Regions from separate parts of the Homo sapiens genome. Here region 2 is linked to region 1. The links are chromatin loops, found by intact Hi-C in ENCODE. Cell type or tissue: sigmoid colon. All regions are shown on one strand.

Region 1 (8,000 bases):
GACAGGGTTTCACCATGTTGGCCAGGCTGGTCTCAAACTCCTGACCTCAGGTGATCTACCTGCCTTGGCCTCCCAAAGTGCTGGGATTACAGGCGTGAGGCACCACACCTGACTGAAAGCAATTTTTTAATACTGTGAGAATACATGACCTTTAAAAAAAAAAAGATACTTGATATATGCGTTTAACATGGTCAGAATTTACACAGGAAATGGGTTTTCAAAGTGTATTGCTTAGTTTCTACATTAGTAAAGAACTAATCTAGAAGGTTCCCCCACATTCCACATGCTCAAGATTCCATGATTCAGACCTGTAGCCTGCTTTATTGAGAGATCTAGCATGATATATTTATATTTAAAGAAAGGAGACGCTAATTAATAATGTTCCAAGGGTGATTGGAAGGCCAGGTCAGATGAGTTTCCAGAATTCACATTATTGTAACACACAGTAGTCATTCTGTAAAGGCTTGTTGAGTCCTAAACTGGGAAGATGCCATTGTGCTACCTAGTACTTTTTATTGTCATTTCATTCTGAGGGAAAAACAAATCGTTTTAGGTGAAACAAACTAAATGAAAGGAATCTAAAATGTTTAGCTCAGTTTCAAATAGACATATATCACATTTGTGTCCTAGGAGGTAGGTCAAAAGTCAAATAATATTTGTTGTTATAGGATAAAATAGACTTTAAATGAACCTGACTAGATAGTAGCCGAGATCGTGCCACTGCACTGCAGCCAGCCTGAGTGACAGAGCGAGATGCCATCTCAAAAATAATAATAATAATAATAGTAGTATGACATAGCATCTCATGGCAGCTGTAGTAAAAATACAGGATTAAATTTAATTTAATTTAAAAATACAGGATTTGGCCCCTAAAGATCTATCTTTCTCCTTGAGAAGCTACAGATTTTTGTGCTATTAATCCTAAGTAAAAAGAAAATAATTTTAATCCAAGTAAAATCTAAAACTTAACATGCAAATAAGGACGTTTTTCTATCTAAACATATTGCTGTTAGTCAAAATATAAGGTATGTTTGGTATTTGTTGAGTTTTTCTTTGAGACAGAGTTTTGCTCTGTCACCCAAGCTGGAGTGTAGTGGCACAATCTCAGCTCACTGCAACCTTGACCTCCTGAGTTCAAGCGATCCTCCCACCTGAGCTTCCCAACTAGCTGGGACTACAGGCGCAAGCCACCACACTCGGCCAATTTTTTGTTTTTTGTTTTTGTTTTTGTTTTATTTGTAGAGATGGGGTATAATGTTGTTAATGTTAGAAATCATCCCTGTAATTTATGAGAGACAAAAACTGAAGACATAGATAATAAGCAAGGAAGCATAACATAAACTGTAGTGAGTAGCTTGTGAAGGATCCAGACAGGATGAAAAATAGCAAATGATGGAGCAGAGCCTTCCCTAAAGTGGGTGATGAAGAAGGCCCCAGCAGCAGGCAGTGCTGGAGCTGGGCCCTGGCACATGCAGCCAACACAGGGAAGAACAAACATTGGGGGCGAGGGAGCACATGGCAAGGGAATGACAGGCCAAGGTGGGGCCCAGAGGGCCTGTAAGGAGGCACAGACTCCCTGGTGGGAGGCTGGGGCCATGAGACCCGGTCCTGCACTCAGGAAGCCACATTGCAGGCAGACTTTTTTAGATGAGGAAGCACTGCCCAGAGTGCCTCGTTTCCCTTTCTTTGTTGGAATTGGAATGATGCTTCCCATCAGTCGCAAGCTTCTGTACGTTCACTGTGCCTTGACATTGTGGACTTCTAACATTATTTCTCCGTGAGCGATCTTCAAGCCTGGAAGGGACTTACAGCTGTGTGTGTGTTTCCCTTCTTCAGCATTTCTGGATTAAAAGTGGTGGGGGAGTCCCTTTCTCCAGCCTTTCACCTACAACTGGAAGAGAGCACTGGGTCTCGCGAGCAAGATGTCAGACTGCTTCAGGAAATTGTAGATCAAGTAAGTATCCGTTGACTTGAGGCATCCCCCCACACCACTTCTGCCCTTGCCCCAAGCAATTTTTTAATGTTAAATTTTTAAGAAAAGTCTCTTTGCCCTGAGAGAGAAGAGGGTAGAAAGGAAGATGCTGGTGACCCGCTCTTGACATGGAATCCTAATCCTCCAGGTCCTTCCTAGCTTCTGGCCATGGTAACAGGCAGCAGGCCCTCCCATTGGGTCAATGTGTGGCTCCCTCCAAAGATATTGTGTTTTGTACCACTTTGCATTTAAATATACTTGGCCTCTCCTCTGAAAAATTAGCCTTGCAGAAAACTCACTTGCTCACCATTTTACAAAGCCAGGCTTTCCTATGTGTAGTTGGGGGAGGCATTGTGTGTGGGCATAGCACACATTCCTGGACGGCTGGCTGTCCCCGCAGCACAGCTCAGGGACAGTCCACTCACAGTCACCCTGAAGTCAGGATGCTCTTGTAAACGGAAAGGAAGACCGCTTTTTATAACATACCTAATTTGGGGAGATTTATTTAAATTTCTTTATCTTCCAAAAGTTATTTTACTACTAATTGTCTAAGAAACACATCACCAGGGAAAACTGCTTGCCCCTTTTCATCCAGTAGCACTACCCCTCCAGAGTGCTTCCTGCCCTGGGCACGCGGGTTTACAGTGGTTCAGAGCCAACAGAAGTTTCTTTAAAAGGGGGAGGAAGAGCAGCGGAATAACCTGGGCAGGAAGGACTCAGGACGGGCAGTGGGATGCCACCCACCTTGCACCCCTCTTCCAAGTCCTGGGATGCTGGACATCTGCTTTCAGAAGAATCTGGACTTTTATGTGGGCTGCTGCTGCTCCTTTGAGAAGAATCTGACATATACCTAGTATGTATTTGAGAATGAAAATGGGCATGATTCTGCTTCCTTGTCCAGAGGCTGTAGCTATGAGCAATGCTACTAGGTTTCTGGGGTCATAATGGCAGCTACCACCTGTCATGTGCCTTTCCTAGGCCAGGCCCTGTCCTGAGCCTCATCCGCCTAGACAGCCTCTCAGGCAGGCTCTTCTAGGCCACATGGCTGTGCAGTATACAGACCGGGTGTGCAGGCAGCCTCTGCTGCCTAGCTGGCTTCAGCTGTCCTATGTCCCAAATGTTTGAGCCACGTAATCTGGAATAACAGATTTGTGGAGAACTTCATAAAATTTGTGGTCTTCTAGAGTCAATTACATTAAAAAATAAATAAAAAGCCCCAGGATCTGAGCTTCCTAAGGAAACATGTCAGATTATGAATGATCAGGCTGGAGCTACTTATCTTGTGAGGTGAGGAAATGCAGCTGATGTCCCCTCAGGCACAACTCTGTGGACATGAAGACTCTCTAGACAGGGAAAAACATCCCACTGCCTGCTTTACTGCCTCATTGTTTGTATTGTAACGTTCCTTAAATACAGACAAACACAAAACTAAGTATGACATCTTTGTGATTAGAGTTCTCATACAAATGGAAAACTAAAACGCATTTATACATTAAATACAAACTAAATGGACAAGCCAGTAAAATTCCCATTCATTTCATTACCTTCATGAGGCAGGTGAATTTGTTTTTTTCAATGGACTTGCCCCAGCGGGACAGCTGAGAGCTGTGTTCACAGAGCAGGCTCATGAGCTGCATGCGCTGGTGTTGGGTCTGAGTAATGGCTCCGCCGTTCTCACTGAGTCTCTTCTCGAACTGCATCAGGACAGTTGTCCACACATGCTTCATGTTGAGGGACAGTTGCCTCCTTCAGATGCCAGTGTATTCATTGCATAGTAAATCCACCTCTGTTCTCTTTTCATTAGATAGCAACAGCTAAAGTCTTACTACTGCTTTGTACCAAAGAGACGCAGAGGAGGACGTGCGAATGAAGCAACTCGGTGTTAAAATACCATGCTTACAGGAATTAGCCACGTAATGAAAGAGGAAACGAAAAGTCTGTGGACAGCTCACAGATCCCAAACTCCTGTCTGTGGGCCTGGTTTGATACTGGCTCTCTTAAGGAAATCCTCTTGAGAGTTGAGTGAGAAGAGAACAATCTGGGGTAGGGAACAGAATACTATCTAGAAACTTCATTGATAGAAAAAATACATATATCTTCCCGCTTCTGTGCATCATCACAGCTTCCATTTTTAAAATCTTCCGAATCTTTTGTTCCACTCCCCTCATCTTTTCAATATTTGAAGGAAAGAAAAGAACCATGCTGCTGTAACTCTTATTTAAGCTTTGTAGATCTGAGAGGCTTTGCCAAGTTTATGTTGAGTTGCTCAACAGGACACTGTTTTTACAAACTGAGCTATTGTTTATAATGTCTCTTAACCAGCCAGGGCTAGAAACAGAGCCAGTCCAGATGTTTGCAGGAGTTCACTTTTCCAAGTACACTTCCAGAGCCTAGAGTCAGCGGGAGGCTGTTGTCATTGCCTAGTATGGTTTTTCCATCTCTTCCTCGCAGCCTACGACGTGACCCCTCTTCAGGCAGATACTTTTACTGCCAGAGACATGGAATAATTGTTCTTTCCTTTACACTGCCCTTTGCTCTGTTGCTATTTTTTTTTAATATAACTCACATACCACATACCATAAAATTCACCCTATTGAAGTATATCGTTAAGTGGCTTTTAGTATCATACATTCAGCAGGTTGTGCAACCATTACTATCTCATTCCAAAACTTTTTCATCACTCCAGAAAGAAACCCCTGTAGCCTATTACCTTGCTCTGGTGTTTGTGCTTTCTTTATTTTAGTAGAGATTGTTTTCATTTTTTCTTAATGTTGACAGATGGTTAATATATAGGAAAGCTGGGTAAAACTTTGTTAACGCCAGATTCTGCAGTGCCCAGTGGCACCATGCCCAGATGCCACATGTGGACATCGTTTTTGCTAATATCTGAAGTGCAGTGGTTTTTCTCTGACGCAGTTCTACTGGTGGTGGTGGTCATAAGTCCAGCCTGCAGGACTTTGCTCGCACCACTTCCTCATGTGCTAACTCTGCTTTGTCTAAATGGTAGTCACTAGCTAGCTATGGCTGTTTGAATTTAAACTAAGTGGAAATAAGAAAAGGTGCAACTGTGACCTCTCAGTAGCACCAGCCATATCTCCGTGTGCTCAGCAGGCACACAGGGCTCATGGCGACTGCTGGGCACTACACAACAGAGGTATTTGTCATTGCAGAAAGTTCTGTGGACAGTGCTGCCAAGGTGGTGGTGTAGTATTTTGGTGATATCTTCTAGCAATTATAATTGGAAAAGTGAATTAAAGCTACCGTTGCAGGATTTCAGCGTTCCCCCAGTTTAATTACCACCATGTCTGAAGTCCAGGTTGCAGATGTCTTCTTTTTCTTCCTACAGTGCATGAACAGAAGTATTGCATTAACTCAGGCGCGCTACTTGGAGAAAGAAGAGAAGTGTCTCCCTCCTCCCAGGTCAGTTGACGTTAAAATATGACCTTATTTTTTTCCCCTACTCTGAGCTCTATGAAATACGTTATCTTTTGAAAAATTTTGAAAGACTATCATAGGCTATGGAAGAATATCTGTCATTAAAATATAGTACATTACCTGTCTTCTGCTCTTAAACTAGAAGTTTCTAAAATTTTAACTGAAAAGCTCCCAAGGACTCACTGAGTACCCTCTCAGTTAACTCAGAGAAATGTCTGGGAGCCCAGCAATGAACTTGGGCAAACTGAGTTTCCATCAGCTCATATCTGCCACATCTGAAAGGTGGCACATGCCACACCAGGAGTTCCTGCCACAAGGACCGTCCTGCAGGGAAGATCGGCAGTGTGGGGTGGGGGTGGGCATGCGCCTCTGCTGCTCCTTCAGTCAGCAACACTCAGTAACATTTGAGAAAAAACAAGCAACAGTGGGGAAAATGTACAGCATCAAGAAAAAACACCAAAAGTGAAAGACTAATGTCTTACTTTTAAGGAGACTGGATTCTGTTCACAAAGCATATACGAGGTAGTCCAAGGAGTTGGCCATCCCACCACAGCACTGGGCCAGGCAGTCACAGCAGGGGGCATGGACATGGTCAGTTCTGCCCTGGGGCATTGCTCAGGCTTTTGAGAGCAGGCGATGTCTACACCAAAACTAGAGAAGTGTGTGTGTCGGGCATCCTGTGGGCATCGTGGCTTTCCATCAGATGAGGTGGTGTGTGCTTTGCTCAGGGTTTTCAGTGGCTTGGAGACCTCCAGGTTCATCTGGGAGTACAGAGTGCAAGCCGCAGAAGAGCTGGAGAGAAGGGTCCTGAGGCCAGGTGCCAAGTCAGGGAGGCTGCAGGAGAGCCCACTGGGGAGTTTGAATGCTCTGCCGGCCCACAGTGCCAGACCAGGATTTGGAAGATCACTCTGGTAGCAGCTCAAAGCACCTTAAGGAGCCTGCCCTTTTCAGCCAGGTGCAGTGGCCCACACCTGTAACCTCAACACCTGGGAGACCGAGGTGGGCAGATCACTTGAGCCCAGGAGTACAAGACCAGCCTGGGCAACATGGTGAAACCCCATCTCTGTAAAAATTAGCCAGGCATAGTGGTGCACGCCTGTGGTCCCAGCTACTTGGGAGGCTGAGGTGGGAAAATCACCTGGTTCCAGGAGGTCAAGGCTGCAGTGAGCTGAGATCACTCCATTGCACTCCAGCCTGGGCTGCCCCCTTCATTTTTTATTGCACTCATCCAAAGGTGTAATCCTACATCCTACGTTTACTTGTTAGTAAGACCGTAGGTGCATGAGGACGGGAGCCGTGCTGGTTTTGTGCCCTCAGGACTCCATGCACAGCATAGTACAGCTCAATAAATATGTGTCAAATGCATGAAACAGATGTTTACAGATGAACTCTGGGGGACAGAGGTAGCATTGTCCTTTCAAGCTATTATTTCTTTGATTTCCTGAAAACTTGAAAATTTCTGCCATGCCTTAGAGTATTACAGAGCTTTCACATTGCTATTGACATAAATACGAACAATCAAACTGTCGTTGATTTGAGAAGGATGGAATTCCTGCTTTGTGCCTGGCACTGCCTGAAGCAGTACATGATGGACAGGATGCTATTTCCCAGCTTCTGAGGCAGAGCCCACGGAAACTCACTCTGACTGGGTGTGCACTGGTGTGGTGTAGGCCGAGGCCTTCAGGCTGCAGATTCCCTGCCGCAGCAACCCACCTGCCACAGTAGTGAGAAAGTGACTGTGGGCAGCAGGTACATGAATAGACAGGCCTATTGGGAGGACTGCCAGGAGAGGTTTGTTTACAAAAATAGGCAGTGGATTTGGCTCTCAGGCCATATATGGTTGACTGTGAGTGCAGTTCCTCACCTCACATAGATAATTCTTTTTTCTGTTTGTTTGTTTTTGGTTTTTTTTTTTTTTTGAGACAGAGTCTCACTCTGTTGCCCAGGCTGGAGTGCAATGGCGCGATCTCGGCTCACTGCTAGCTCCGCCTCCCAGGTTCACGCCATTCTCCTGCCTCAGCCTCCCAAGTAGCTGGGACTACAGGCACCCGCCACCACACTGGCTAATTTTTTGGTATTTTTAGCAGAGATGGGGTTTCACTGTGTTAGCCAGGATGGTCTCGATCTCCTGACCTCGTGATCCACCTGCCTTGGCCTCCAAAGTGCTGGGATTACAGGCGTGAGCCACTGCGCCTGGCCCACAAAGATAATTCTTTGTGTCCTTTACTGTTCTCAGCATTCGGGTTGTGGTCACGGTGGAACAAACAGAGGAAGAACTGGAGAGAGCTGCGTCCACCATCAAGGAGGTAGCCCAGGCCGTCCTGCTCTAGGCAGAGTCCCGGGACCATGGCCTCCTGCCACACAACACGCAGAGAGGACTCAAGACTCCCGCTGGCCATGGAGTGGCCTGAAAGAGAGCAAGAACATGTGGATCTTTGATAGGATTGTTACCAAATGGTGTCAGTATGGACCAATTGTGTGACCATGAGAAGGATGCTTATTTTTTTTAAAAAGAAAACACATCTAAAAGCCCAGGAACTGATTTTTTTAAGAGGAAAACTAATGACAGTGTATAACTGATGTTTAAATTGTG
Region 2 (8,000 bases), 140 kb after region 1:
CAGAATTGAGGGTAGGCCCCCCCACCTACACCTGGCAAAGGTACAACTGACTTTTCCTCACACAGTAGCTATGGAAAAATAAACAAAGCTCCTTTTTATTTTTTGCTTTTTTTTTTTTCAGAGCACTCTTTTTTTTTTTTGAGATGGAGTCCCAGGCTGGAGTGCATTCGTGAGATCATGGCTCGCTGCAACCTCCACCTCCTGGGTTCAAGCAGTTCTCCCGCCTCAGCTTCCTGAGTAGCTGGGATTACAAGCGCATGCCACCATGCCTGGCTAATTTTTGTATTTTTAGTAGAGATGGGGTTTCATCATGTTGGTCAGGCTGGTCTCAAACTCCTCACCTCAGATGATCCGCCTGCCTTAGCCTCCCGAAGTGCTGGGATTACAGGTATGAGCCACCACACCCATCCCAGAGCACTTTTATTTTTAACCCCCTGTAGAAGGCAGATAATGTACTGAGCCCACATTTGAAATGACGTGAGCCTTTTCTCCTGTTGGAAAACAAAGATCTTAGTTCTAAGTGGGTGGGAAGATAAGCCAGTGAGGAAGGACACTGTTGGTTTGATTATACTTGAGGCAACTAGTAAACTATCACTACCTCCTAGTTATTGGTGTTTCATGATATCCCACAGGTATCAGAAACATTCACAAACTACTGACATGCAGATTTGCATTTCCCATGGGTACAGTTGGAGATAGTCTAACTTATACTAAATATGCTGTATAATTTATGTGTTATACATACCATGTAACATAGTATACCTATTTATAGTATAGTTTGCATTTCAGAAGAATATAGTTGGGCTGTCAAGTAACACAGTTTTACAAGACAGTTCTTTTCTCTAGTTGAAGGATGGTGGAGTGGAGGGGGATTCTGCCCGACCTTCCTGGCTCTGGATTCAGTCTGGCTGAGCTGAGGGGCCCCTTGTGCAGCTTCCTCGTAGTACACATTAAAAACCCTTCAGCTTAAAAAACAATCTGCCCAGAAAAGGGATTTATAGTCCAGTATCTGATTAAACGATGTGTGTTTCAGTTCCCAGAACTTTGCTTCCTAGTTGCTCTTTTTAATTAATAATGGATTTCCTTCTTAAAAACAGATGTGCATTCTTGGCTTATTATTTTTTTCCCTTCAAGCTGGAACCTATGCCTCTGTTTGCACAGAATTGAGGTGTGAAGTGGGTCTAATGGTCCTGACAATTTGAAGGACTTTTAAGCCTGTGGTTTTGTGACAAGTGCTGACTCTAGGTGGGAGTGGCCTTGGCGGCCCAGCTGCCCCCAGTCCATGGAACCGACGTGCCCCGCGAGGAGTCCTCTCCTGGGGCCTGTCCTGGTTCACTGTCAGCACTCTCTTCCAGAAGCTTGTCGTTTTCCCGCCTCCTTGGCTGCTTTTGAATGTTCTGGATGCCACGCGGTGCCTTCCTCATTTCTTGTTTCCTGCGGGTCCCACGTGCAGGCCCGGCGCCCTCGTGTCCCTGCCAGCCTCTCTTGCTCCAGGCAGCCGGAGGATTGCCCCGCGCCGCCACCGTTCCCTGCGTGGGGGGGCCTGCGCCAGGGTCGGCTGCCTGCTGTGCCTCTCAGCCGCTGTCATTGACCATCTTGTGCGGGAGGCAGCTGGAGGACTTGCGTCTGCCGTCTGCCCTTCCTGCAGCCCCTTGCGGCGTCCAGTTTGCTTCTGCTTCTGCGCTTGGGCCTCTGGATGCGAGGCTGCTGGGGCCCTGCCCCCCACCCCCTGGCGGCCCTGGGGGACCCGCTGCATCCTGAGCTTATCTGGGGGCCTGCCCAGCACTGGAGGGAGGCTTATCTGGAGCCCTGCTGACTTGCTGTCTGTCAGTTTGCAGGCTTTAAAACTTATCTTACTGGTGAGTGCATCTAGTGGGTTCCAGGCTGGCATTCTTTTGGTCTCTAGGTACTTATCGATTAATGTTTTACTAAATTATCAAGCCTGCATTCACAGGTCAAATGTAGATTTTATACTTTAATAAACTTGGGTCTCATATTCCTAGTTTCCTGGTGGATGTATGTGTTCGAGTGTGCAGATGTGTTGCATATGTAATGTGTATGTGTGTGTATGCACAGTGCACCTGTGTGTGTGTGTTTGCGACCAGTTTCCTGGTGTATGTGTACGTGTGCGTACGTGTGAGTGCATGTGGGGATTGTGGCGCATGTGTTGTGTGCACACGTTTGTGTGTGAGTGTATATGTGTGTGCTTGTGTGTAGATTCCTGGTGTGTGTGTCTAAGGGTTGAGGTGTCAGGCAGAGCGTGGGGAACTCTGAGGAACTTGGTCCCAGCTGCCCCCTCCTCCCCATCTTTCTCCTTGGGGACGGAGGAGGCTCTGTTCTCTCCTGCCCACCTGCTCAGTGCCAGTTCCCAGCTCTCCTGCTGCTCAGCTCTTAAGCAGACCTTTTTCCCCAGGTGTATCTGCCTATACCTCTTTACCCCATGTGTGCACCTGAAGGCACCGGGACTGGTAGGGTGGTGTTCACATGCAGCACACAGGAGGGACACAGGGTTCCATAGTCTCCTTTGACAGAAGAGGAAAGAGGCCAAGCAGGGGACATTGACCTGGGGCCCCACACATGGTATAAGTGCTGGGTCCTGCTCTGTCTGCTGCTCCCCAAATATTTGCACAACTGCCCAGCCTCAGCTGTGGCCTGGTGTCTGCAGTCGCCCTTTGCAGAGGCTCCCAGCAGATAATGCCACCTATTTGCCTCATGAGTTCCTGTGCATTTTCTCCAAGATACACTCCTGCTCTGCCATCCCCCGCACCCCCTGGGGGCCCTTTCCGGTCCATGTGTTTCTGGAGGACAGAGGTCAGGCCGGAGTCAGCGGAACAGGAAGAGGCCACCTGGTGGGCTCAGGCAGCTCTTGGCGGCTGTTTGTCCTGACACACGTGCTGAAGCGGGCTGCCATTTCCGCTGCCCTCTCTGTTTGGAAAGCAGCCTCTGCTGTTGCTTCATCAGAACAGTATCAGAGTGAAGACCAAGAAGATGCTCAGGCCACGTGGCATCGGGTGTCTGAGGCTTCTTCCAGTTTCCTGGAGTTACTGTGGCCTTGCTCAGCTGTGTGCCAAGCGTGGAAAGCACCTGGTCATGCCCGTTCTGGAGGCAGCCGGGCCTGCCTGCCATCATGTGTTGCTCTGTGCTGCGTCTCCTTCTGCACTGGGGCTGGAGTCAGCCTTGTGACTAATAGTCAGGAGAAGGGTAATCTAAATTCAGCTTTGCAAACAAGATTGTCCTTTTAAAGTCCTGTGAGAGTTGGTGATTTACGGGCATCTCTGGGCAGATGCCCTCCTTGCTAGCATTTCCTCATTGTTCTCATTCCCTGGGGAAGTGGGGCTCTGTGTTGTGCTGGCCACCTGGCTGTACGTTTGTCTTGCCCTTGAATGGGAACACTTTGTCATGTATAAATCACACCTCCATAAAGTTGTCATGAATAAAGGGGTGGGGTTCTGTAGGACGTCTTGGGGTTGTAATCCTGGCTCTCCAGTGTGTTTTTTGGGCAGATCATTTAGTATCTTGGGTCTCAAATGTCCATCTCTGAAACGGGGACACCACTTCTCTCCCCACAGGGTTTTGTGAGGTTTGGGGCATGGGATATGCACCCAGCACTAAGCACAGTGCCAGCCACATGGTGTTATCCAGATGACAGCTGTCGTCACTCTGGGCTCTTAGTTGGCCACAGGTCACCTTTCCTCCGAGGGAAGTTTGGGATGGAAGTGGTTAGAAAGGCTCTGGACACAAGACTCATTTGCAGAGAAGGAACCAGATAACGGATGCTTCACTAAATTGGCAAAGCCACTTGAGACTTTCTTTCCAGAACCGGTGACCATGAGGGGATCAGTGATTGTAGACAGGCTTGTGGGAGTCAGAGAGGCCCAGGGGTGTGGCCCGAGGGGTTCTCGGGGTGTGTGGACCCCGCCGTGGCAAGGTCAGGATGGAGCCTGTGGGTGGCCCGTCTGGTGCTCCTTCTCCCTTCCTCTTCAGTCTCACCTTCTGTGGCTCCAGGCAGGGGGACTGCACTCTCTGTCCACATGTCCACCTTCCTCACCACACATCCTCAGGTGGATGCAATGATACACACAGGGACTCCCTCAGAAGCAGACCCGTCCTCAGGGAGGGAAGTCTTGGTGACCGGGCCTGGGCTGCCTTTGGAACTTTGGTGTGGACATCCCACTTATTTCTCTTGAGTGTTTTTATTTAGAAAGAAGGGTGAGGCTTGGAGTGAGGCAGCCTCCCCAGGCCCCTTTGTGAGATGCCCCTGGGCCTGGAAGCCTGTCCTCAGCCCACCTGTCTTCTGCTCCACAAGCTCACCCCACATCTTAGGCTCGCCTTCACACCTTTGGCCAGGTGGTTCCCCCCACCTGGAATACCCCCCCACCCACTTCCAAATCCTGTTCTTTGGTCAGAGCATCACCCAGTATCACTTTGTTCTTATGACAAAATTTTCCTAAAGCCATGGAAGGTTGTACTAACTATTGACATTATCACCAACCCCATGAGACTATTATTATAACGTTTACTAACCACATAACTTTTGGCAATGCCTTAGAGGAGAACATGCCAGAAGACCTGGATCACCTTCTTTCCTCTGTACAAGTGGGATAGGCATGTCTTCCCTGCTTCCCCTTTGGGATTATTTTGGCCTAAAACAAGAGACCATGTTTGATTTCACTTTGAAAATTAAATTGTATAAGTTTAATTGCTAATTTTAATAAGTAGCTTGACTATCAAGTTTAATGGGACTCGAAAACTCCCAGCCTTTCCCTTAATTTGGGAGCAGTTATTCTGATCACAGTGCTGTGTGGGGAAGGGTGGGGCTCCACAACCCACCCGTGCTTCCTATGCACTTACGGGGTCTACGTGTGCATCCAGCTGCCAGTGCTGCATTGCACCGAACACGGAAGAGGAGCTTTCACGAGGAGCATGGGCCTTCCCCTTCCTTCCCTTTGCTCCCACTCGCTCTTTAAATGAGCTGTGTTACCGGGCAGAGAGGACTTAGGGAGAGCAGCCGAGGGCGGTGGAGCCCAACGGTGTTTGCTGGGGCCTGGCCAAGCAGAAAGCAGAGGCCTGTCAGGAATGATTAAAGAGCCCAGTGTTGGAAAAGAACAGGCCTTTATGTTGGTGGTAAAATGATTAGAAAGTAATAAGAAAAATGCAGGTTTGGACAGAACATTGTTTTGTTTAATCAGTTCTAAGCCCAAATGAAAAAAAAAGTGCCCTTAGAAGTAAGTTTAAAAGGGATTACAACATACATGTGAACATTTCTCCCATCTAGTTTATGAGTTTAAACTTTAAGGGGAAGGGGGCAGATAAGTCTCTTATTTCTTGGTGTCCAGTGAGGCAATTTCTCTAATGGGAACCAGAAGCAGAGAGAGTAAGAAACATGCTGATGTGAGCAGGCACTTTTGAGGTATAAGAAACTGTCAAGTGATTATTCACACTTCTGTTGGCTGCGCAAAATCCGGATATGGTGAGATCTTTCCAGAAGCCGAAGGAAAAACCTGGAATCTGATCACCTTGTGAGGAGAAATAGGGATCTGAGGAGAATTAATTCTGTTGTTTTTAAAGTGGTGTTTCTGAAGATAAACTGGATGAGGACAGCATTGTGGGGAAGCGGGGGAACCAAGATTGCATCTTTGATGTTCAGCCAAGACAGAGTCAGGGCTACAAATATACCCAGTGGAGCGGCACTGGCAAGGAAGGACACGCAGTCTAAGGAGAGATGGTCTAGGGTGATGCTGCTTTTTCATCTTCACAATATTGTATGCACTGCGTGAATTTCTCTTCTAGAGGAAGGAAGACAGATTTTGGAAAACTTTTCCAGTAATGTGTTCTATGGATTTCATCCTTTTTTGCAACATTAACCTTGGGCATTTGTCAAAGATGGAGGCTGTTTGAATATTTTTGAAAGATTGTGACATGGGCTCAAGTTTTCTTGATACACAAGCAGTCTCAGCTGCCACAGGTGTCTGGTGGGAGGTACTGGCACGCGGGTGACATGGAGGGACCTTGGCTTCCCTGTATCACCAAATGCCTGAATTACCAATTAAGAGTAGAGTCATTTTTTTAAATAGATTTATGTATTTCTTTTTTCTTTTTTGAGACAGAGTCTCGCTCAGCCGCCCAGGCTGGAGTGCAGTGGCGCGATCTCGGCTCACTGCAACCGCCGTCTTTCATGTTCAAGCGAATTCTCCCGTGTCAGCCTCCCGAGTAGCTGGGATTACAGGCATCTGCCATCATGCCCGCCTAAATTTTGTATTTTAGTAGAGATGGGGTTTCACCATGTTGGCCAGGCTGGTCTTGAACTCCTGACCTCAAGTGATCCGCCCGCCTCAGCCTCCAAAGTGCTAGGATTACAGGCGTGAGCCACCGTGCCTGGCCTAAATAGATTTATTTTTTAGAACATTTTAGGTTCACAACAAAATAGAGATGAAGGAACAGAGAATTCCCATATTCCCTGTAACCTGCCCAACATCCCCTACCAGAGTGGTGTGTTTTCTACAGTTGATGAACCTATATTGATATATCATTATCACCCAGAGTCCATAGTTTACCTTAGGGTTCACTTTTGGTGCTGTATGTTCTGTGGGTTTGAACAAATGTAAAATGATATGTGTCTACCATGATAGTATCATACAGATATTTTTCAATGCCGTAAAAATTTTCTGTACTCCACTTATTCATCCCTTCCTCCCCAATCCCTGGCAATCACATGACTCCATAGTTTTACCTTTTCTAGATGTCTTATAGTTGGAATCATATAGTATGTAGTTCTTTCAGATTGGATTCTTTCATTTAGCAATTGGCATTTAAGTTTGCTCTATCTCTTTTCATGGTTTGATAGCTCATTTCTTTTTAGTGCTGAATATTTCATCCACTAGATGTACCACAATTTGTGTACCCTCTTACCTGCTGAAGGACATCTGCTTCCAAGTTTTGGCAATTATGAATGAAGCTGCTGTAAATATCCTTGTGCAGGTTTTTGTGTGGACATAAGTTTTCATCTCCTTATACCAAGGAGTGTGATTGCTAGAACATAGGGTAAGAGTGTGTTTAGCTTTGTAAGAAACCATCAAACTGTCTTCCTCAGTGGCCGTACCATTTTGCATTCTCATGAGCAGTGAATGGGACCTCCTGTTGCTCCACATCCTCCCAGCATTTGGTGTCATCAGTGTTTTGGATAGGAGGAACTTTCAGGGGAGAAATAATTAAGCATACTGAAGGAACTGGAAAGGACAGAATTCCCCTCCACTCTCAAGAATAACAATGGAAATGCCCAGGGCATCTGATGTTTAAAACTATAGTTCTGGGCATATTTTGGGCACTCACAAGTTCTCTGTGAGAATGTTCAGTTTAAACTCATTGTGTTTTTGCACAGCCAACAGAAGTGAATAATCACTTGACAGTTTCTTATACCTCGAATGTGCCTGCTCACATCAGCATGTTTCTTACTCTCTCTGCTTCTGGTTCCCATTAGAGAAATTGCCTCACTGGACACCAAGAAATAGGAATTTATATGCTCCCTTCCCCTTAAAGTTTAAGCTCATTATGTTTTTCTCCTCAATGGTAATCTAAAATCCGTGTTAATCAGTTAGCAGACACACATGTTATGATGCCAGGGGAGATCAGATGAGGCTGAGGCCCCTTGTGCAAACGAAGGTGGGGAACAAGGGACCCAAGCATTGGCATGTCTGAGAGAAGAGACTTCTTGGTAGAGGGAGTGGCCAGTGCAAAGGCCCCGTGGCTGGAGCAAGCTTGGTGTGTTCAAGGAAGAGCAGGGGCCAGTGAACCTAGAGGTGGGTGCTGGGAGAGTGACGGGGCTGGAGTTGGGGAGCAGGGACCAGTCACAAGGGCTGTGTAGGCCACAGTGAGAACTTGGATTTCATCCTGTGTGCATTGGGAAGCTTTTGGAAGGCTTTCAGCAGGGGAATGTTGTGACTTAGTTTTATGCTAAAAAAAACACCCTCTGATGGGTACAGAGTTTCAGTTGTGCAAAGTGA

What was found. Peaks named below come from ENCODE experiments on the same cell type or tissue, not always from the same donor. Only the 100,000 strongest peaks of a DNase experiment are listed, where the experiment ranks them.
Region 2: a loop joins it to region 1, with 2.8 times the contacts of the local background. A loop is called at or near these places in 1 of 110 quality-filtered maps.

The regions. Positions count from the first base shown.
Region 1 is chr9:92,032,202-92,040,201 of GRCh38, reverse strand. It overlaps SPTLC1 (serine palmitoyltransferase long chain base subunit 1), which reads left to right. Exons shown (of 15, transcript NM_006415.4): 13 at 1,837-1,954; 14 at 5,319-5,392; 15 at 7,644-8,000. The coding sequence ends at 7,737. Among named protein-coding and RNA genes, the nearest start is that of SPTLC1, 79 kb to the left of the region's middle. In sigmoid colon, no CTCF peak of the experiment used is centred here; DNase peaks (open chromatin) are centred at 3,003, 3,891, 4,361 and 4,871; H3K4me3 peaks cover 693 bases; H3K27ac peaks cover 2,025 bases.
Region 2 is chr9:91,893,944-91,901,943 of GRCh38, reverse strand. All of the region lies in intron 1 of ROR2 (receptor tyrosine kinase like orphan receptor 2), which reads left to right. Among named protein-coding and RNA genes, the nearest start is that of ROR2, 52 kb to the left of the region's middle. RefSeq lists enhancers at 2,244-2,857, 2,703-2,997, 2,858-3,472, 6,838-7,420. In sigmoid colon, no CTCF peak of the experiment used is centred here; DNase peaks (open chromatin) are centred at 10, 1,383, 3,073 and 5,013; H3K27ac peaks cover 2,271 bases.